Regions from separate parts of the Homo sapiens genome. Here region 2 is linked to region 1. Evidence: chromatin contacts called from ENCODE Hi-C data. All regions are on one chromosome and are shown on one strand. Each heading gives the region's core, a stretch centred on a gene start or an enhancer-like site at or near the end of the contact. The rest is flanking DNA. Distances are from core to core; before and after follow the strand shown. Region 1 holds the start of MOCS2 (molybdenum cofactor synthesis 2). Region 2 holds the start of DHX29 (DExH-box helicase 29).

Region 1 (3,029 bases), core at 1-2,500:
CAAATTTTTAACTACCCAGGATGTCGAGTTTCTATCTCCTTCCACAGCTGCAACGCTTTTATTTCTTGAGGCACAGAAATGGTCTCTGAACGAACTCCTGTTATTTCAGCACTTTTTGCAAAATACAATACTTCAACCTGAAAGTAAAGAAAATGCTTTTAATAACAACTCATACTCGTTTTCTGACTGTCAATGTTGAGCAGTTTTCTCATTTTCCAAATGTATTGCTTTAATCAAAGACAAATTTTATAAAGAAAATTAAATAACCCGTAAAAAATTTCAGTATACCTACAAGTTCAAATTCTGAAAACTTGTTGTTTTAAATACAATTCAGACTAATTTCTGGATGCCTTTTAGTTTTACAAACTTAAGTGTGCCATCATTAAAATCCTAAGTATTTATCTTCTAGGAAAACATGTTAAGCCTGCCTTAATTGACATAAAAGTATAGCACCTTTTATAAATATGTAAGCAAAGAACAAATGTTTGAGTCAAGAGATGAGTTACACAAATAAAATAAATGAATAAATAAGCGAAAAACCTGTTTCTCACGGTTGTCAAATGACCTTAGATTCCGGTCTGTATAACATCGTCCCCAGACGCTAAGGATTAAGTTATGCAACATAGTAAATCTGACATTTACAGAAGCAAGTAGGTTTGAAACACACGACAGACTGGAATTTGCTAGAACAAACTTGTGCCAGCAGCCTGGTATGTAAGGGATCCGACGAAGTAAAATAGGCACCTGTCACTCCGTGCAAACAACTCTTTACGAAATAATTACAGGTTTGCAAATGATCAAGGGTGTAGAAATCCACAGATGAAGCACAGTTCTTCACAAGAATTCTCCATGAGGTGCATTTCTTTTTAGATTAAAATTTTAGCTTCATCAAAACGAATAATCTGGGAAAGAGGTGGTCATAAAAGGTGGAGGCGCCTTCAGAACGAGTCCGTCCTTGCTGCCGTGAGCTGACAAGAGTTCTCGGAGAGGACCCGACTTCTGCTGGGGCAGTCGCAGTAAAGCCCGGAGACAGGAAGGGCCCGGGGGCGGGGGCGGGGGCGCCCCCGAACCCAAGACGCCGGCCAGGTTGGGGGCTAGTGGGGAGGTCCGACTGACCAAGGCTGGGTATGTGGAGGGAAAGGGCGGGAGAGACACGTCGAGGAGGGCTCCGCACCCAGGCCCGCACGCACACCCGCCACCCTTACCTGGCACAGCGGCACCATCCCGCCTAGGACAGCGGGACCGAATCACGGCCGCAAAGGCGCAGGCGCGGGCTCACCCGGAGCGCAGGCGTAACCCGACGGCGCTCAGCCCCCGCCTGCGCCTGCACGGAGCATGCGCACAACCAGCTCCGCCCCGCGCCGGGCTCTAGCTGTTTCCCTCAGGCGGCCTGTTCCACGCCAGGATTAGTTTTGCTTCGCAGATGGGCCGTGGTGGTGAGAGGAAGCAATCAGTATGGAAATGGAGAAATGGCTTACCATGCATGTCCTTCTCCCCAGGAGGGAGGTCGTGGTGCAGGCGAGCAGACGCCAGACTCCTGGACACTTGCCGCCTGCGTTATGGAGGCTTAGCTAATAACCTTGCAGGGGTCTTCAGGCTTTTCCACTGGCTCACCTTTAGGCTTCTGACACTTTTACCTACGGTATGTGAACCTCGAAAATTTGAGACAGGTCTCAGTTAACTTAGAAAGTTTATTTTGCCAACGTTGAGGACATGCCCGTGACACAGCCTCAGGAAGTCCTGAGGACATGTGCCCAAGGTGGTCAGGGCACAGCTTGGTTTTATACATTTTGGGGAGACAGGAGACATCAATCAATATGTAAAAAGTACATTAGTTCCTTCCAGAAAGGCGGAGACCGTTAAAAGCAAGCCCCGCCCCCCCCAACTGGGGGCTTCCAGGTAGGTAATAGACAGTAGCATTCTTTTGAGTTTCTGATAAGTCTTTCTAAAGGAGGCAATCAGAATATGCATCTATTCTTTGTCAGCAAAAGAGGTGACTTGGATAGAATAGGAGGCAGATTTGCCCTGAGTAATTCCCAGTTTGAAGGGGCCCAAGATTTTTTTCTTTCCCAGGTATATGATTAGTGTTTCTTAAAGACAGAATATCCGCCTGGTCAGAACATTCGAACTGTATGACTTTTCCTGTTTATTGGCTGCTCGGTAATTGTATACTGTCCGTCCAACTTTCCCAATTCTTGCCAACAAGAACTCTTGGCTTTAAATTGCTTGCGTCGTTAAGTGGATGTAAGTTACACGTCCCTTTCCTTGGAGCTCACAGTCCTGGGTAGGAGAGTTTTAAATATGAATGATAATTCCCTGTAATACTAAGGATCTGTGTTACATTTCAAGGGTGGAAGGGGAAAGTGGTTGTGTCACCTGGGGAGTGAGAAGATGCTGAGAAGGTAAATCTGCTAGAATGGTGGCAGTAAATGACAAGAGTGGGAGTAGAGCACGAAGAAATTTCACTTGCCTCTGACAAGCCACAGGGATATGAAGAAGCATAATAAGTTCACAGAAGGGCAAGTAGTTGGCAAGGCAGGTGTGCCTCCAGCAAAGGAGGTGATGAGAAGTGAGGCTGGAGAGTCCTTGGTAGGAAAAATTGACAAGGAGCAATGAATACCAATGTGTATCCTGGTAAAGTTGCTAAACATAAAGGATAAAGACTATATTCACACCCAGGCATAAAAACAAGGGAATGACAATAGTGGCCTTAGACTCCTCAGTGGCATCTGATGGCAATGTGCAGTGTGTAAAAAAGGCTGAGAACAAAAGCATGATCCCATAATATTACAGCCAAACTGGTGGGGCAGGATTCTCCTAAATCAGCAAAAACTCAAAAAACACAATACCCAAGAACCCTTCTTAAAAATCTTTCTTGGGCAAAAAGTCCACTCAATCAAGAGTAATCAAAGTAAATAACTCAGCAATAAAGGTATTAATATGGGAAAAATGAAAAACTAAAAAAACTGGCATTGAGATTTTAACCCATTCAAACGTAAAACTAAGATATCAATTATGGGATATGATTA
Region 2 (3,029 bases), core at 197-2,696, 2.2 Mb after region 1:
GGCGATGCTTTATGTTCTGTGAATTCCTCAAGAGCCCCAAGCTCTTTCCTGACTCAAACTTTTTACACATGATGTTCATTACGCCCGCCTGGAATACTAATTTCTGCCATGCTTCACAGAGTTAACTCCTTTTTCATTCTCCTCATCTCAGCTTAACTGTTACATTTCCAGACACCATCCATGATACCTGCTCATCCCGAGAAAAATTAGATTACCCTGTTAAACTGTCTTCCCTGGCTTTTCTTTGTGGCACTTATCTATTATAAGGCTATAAATATGTCTGTGTGCGTTACCTATTAGTTAATACCTATCTCTGACATTAGACTGGCAAGCTCCATGAGGTGATGTCTCTTTTTGCTCATCACATTCCTCACATCTTATCAGACACATACTAAATATTTGCATATATACACATAAATGCTCAGCAAATATTTCTTGAATACTCCAATAAGTACAAGCAAACAACCCGAGAAGAACACAACAGAATGTAATTGTTCATCTTTTGAGCTCAACCGTAATATGTGGCCTGCTCATCTGCAGCAGGAATCGGCCATCTATAAGTTGAGTTGTCAAATCAATTTGTACAGTAAGCAAAACTGCATGGCGGCAGAAACGAGGGCAGACAATTTTACAATAGATTACACGTAACCAGTGTGTAACCAGTGTGTAAGTCCTGTAATTTTTATTAAGTATTGATTTTTCCAGAACGCATGGAGACACTAGATTGTTGCTGAAAATGATATGAAAAACTGACAGAAAATGGGGCTGGCTGGCACCAGGAGGTCAGGAACTCCACTCAGTACTCGTCTTTGCGTTAGCCTAGCTAGCTGAGATGGTGCTCAGGATGAATTCCTGCTGAAACAGGAGCTAATGCAATTATTTTGTTTTTAGAAGGGGGAGAAGTGTGAGTTAAAAGAGAAATGCCAGGCTGCAACAGGGCTACTGTCAGAATTTTGGAGGCCCAAAGAGCTTAGACTTTTTTAATCTAAAACAAGGCCACCCCATGGGGAGGTAGCAGCTCGAGTGTTGGGAAATAGAAATGTTGGGCCCGAAGCTCCTCCCGGGTTCTAAGGCCCTTTCCTCAGGACAAGCAGCAAGGTCTCAGGGCAGACAGCCAGGGGCTGGGGGACCTCTCGTACCTTGCTTGACACGGGGCTCCCTGGAGCCGGCAGCGGCAGCGGCAGCGGTGGCCGGCCTGGACACTGGCTTCTTGCTTTGGGCCTCCCCGGCAATTCCAGCCTCGGCAGATTTGGCTCTGGAAGCAGACACGGCGGCCCGGACCACCGCGGCCGCTGGAGCCTTGTGTTTCTTGTTCTTGCCGCCCATGTTGCAGCTGTGGCAGAAGATCCTTCGCGGCCCAGGCCCCGACGGTACCACTGCACAGCCGAGAGCTCTTCACATTCCCCGGCTCCGGGGCTGCCACCCTGCGCTTCGATCCGGGCTTCTCGGGCCGGGGCGACCGCTGCCTCGCAATTGGTCGAATTCAGCAGGCTCCGCCTCCTTGAGTCGCCAGCTGCCTGCCACACGCCAGGCGCCACGCGCCGCCCTCGCTCTTTATCCACTGAGCAGCTTATCCACTTTAGGTCGGAAAGGAAAGGAAAGAAAAGCAGGAAAAAAAAAAAAAGTCAGGGGAACATTTTTGTCGGCTGCGCGACTCGACTACTTTTGTCTCCTGCGGGCCACTGTTGAGCCTTCACGAGACGTCACTGTCTTCGGTCGCGGGGCATCGTGGGTAGGAGGGAGATTTGCTCTCACTGCTCCCAAAAATGGCGGACGCATTCGGAGATGAGCTGTTCAGCGTGTTCGAGGGCGACTCGACCACTGCGGCGGGAACCAAAAAAGACAAGGAAAAGGACAAGGGGAAATGGAAGGGGCCTCCAGGGTCTGCAGACAAGGCAGGGTAAGGAAGAAGTTCCAGTTGTTGCTTTTATTTTTTTTCTCGGTGGGGAGGAAGAAAACACTACTCTCTTAGGAAGAGCACGAGAAAGTGAAGTGTACATTGAGTGGCGTTGGAAGTGAAGGGGTTCCAGAAAAAAGTTGGAGAGGGTGGAAGAATGTTGGTTCGTGGAAGGGGGGTCTTGGCGTTTCCTGGTGTCTGCAGGCAGCGTGATCTTCTGCTTCAATTCCCTTACGTCGATGTTACTGATTCTGTCCCCATCTTCGCGGTTGTCTCCTGCATCAGCACAACACCTGGCACATAGTCGTTAATAAACAAAACGAATGATTAGTTGAGTAAAAGGTGAAAAGGTTTAGAAAAAATGATATGAATTGATTTGGAGGGGAAAGGGCAGATAATAACATGAGAAGGGAGAGACATTTAATCTCCAAGATGTAGTAGTTTTCTCTTCCGTAAAATGGAGATAATAGTGCCTACCACTGGTGGATATGAGGATTCAATGAGATACACGTGTAAAGTGCCTAACAGTGGTTAGCTAGCTATCACTAATAAATGGTAGCTATCGTGAGTTTATTGAGAAAAAATTTAAAAATTACTGGACCCTACCCATATGTTTAGACTGGTGCATACAGCCACCAGAAAGTGTACAGATCTGTTTATAGTAGAACAAGGAAAAGCTATTACTTGTATTAAATAAAGTAAGATGATTAATTAACAATCAACAAAATATACTCTTGGCATTGTGGGGCCAGATACCCAATAGATGCTTGAAATTAAATTAGACATGATTTTGCTCTCAAGGAATTTTCGGTGTAGGGAAAGAGAACAGGTACCCATTAAAGAGTTACAGTATAGGTGAGGAGGTCGTTAACTTAAAATGAATGATATATACAATTAAGTGTTATAAAAGTTCAAGAAAGGGAGATCCTATTTCTGACTTTCAGGAAGGCTTATTTATATACAAGAGAATATTCTGAGTTAAGGAAATTGTGTTGTTAATGGTGCCAAGTTTGTTTGTTTTTAGGAGCATAAATTGAGCAAGAGGAACTGTTTCATTTAGGGACTACAAGAGATAAGACTGGGAATATACATTGATTTGAGAACATGAGGGGCCTTGAATATCAAGCAGAGG

What was found. A loop is a pair of places that touch in the nucleus more often than their neighbours do. Pooled maps may share reads with other maps.
Region 2: a map of B cell shows a loop between it and region 1 (18-fold over the local background). The contact joins the promoter of DHX29 here to the promoter of MOCS2 in region 1. A Hi-C loop is called at or near these places in 2 of 168 maps with a recorded cell type or tissue (B cell and CD4-positive, alpha-beta memory T cell) and 7 of 50 pooled maps.

What each region holds. Positions count from the first base shown.
Region 1 is chr5:53,108,507-53,111,535 of GRCh38, forward strand. MOCS2 (molybdenum cofactor synthesis 2) reads right to left here and starts at 1,251. Exons shown (of 7, transcript NM_004531.5): 1 at 745-1,251; 2 at 16-137. It overlaps MOCS2-DT (MOCS2 divergent transcript), which reads left to right and starts at 1,336. Exons shown (of 2, transcript NR_104654.1): 1 at 1,336-1,642. RefSeq lists a silencer at 990-1,279.
Region 2 is chr5:55,306,248-55,309,276 of GRCh38, forward strand. It overlaps DHX29 (DExH-box helicase 29), which reads right to left and starts at 1,447. Exons shown (of 27, transcript NM_019030.4): 1 at 1,140-1,447. The coding sequence starts at 1,326. MTREX (Mtr4 exosome RNA helicase) reads left to right here and starts at 1,742. Exons shown (of 27, transcript NM_015360.5): 1 at 1,742-1,900. The coding sequence starts at 1,767. LOC124900979 (a long non-coding RNA gene) reads right to left here. Exons shown (of 2, transcript XR_007058774.1): 2 at 1,902-2,190. RefSeq lists enhancers at 1,116-1,375, 1,516-1,995.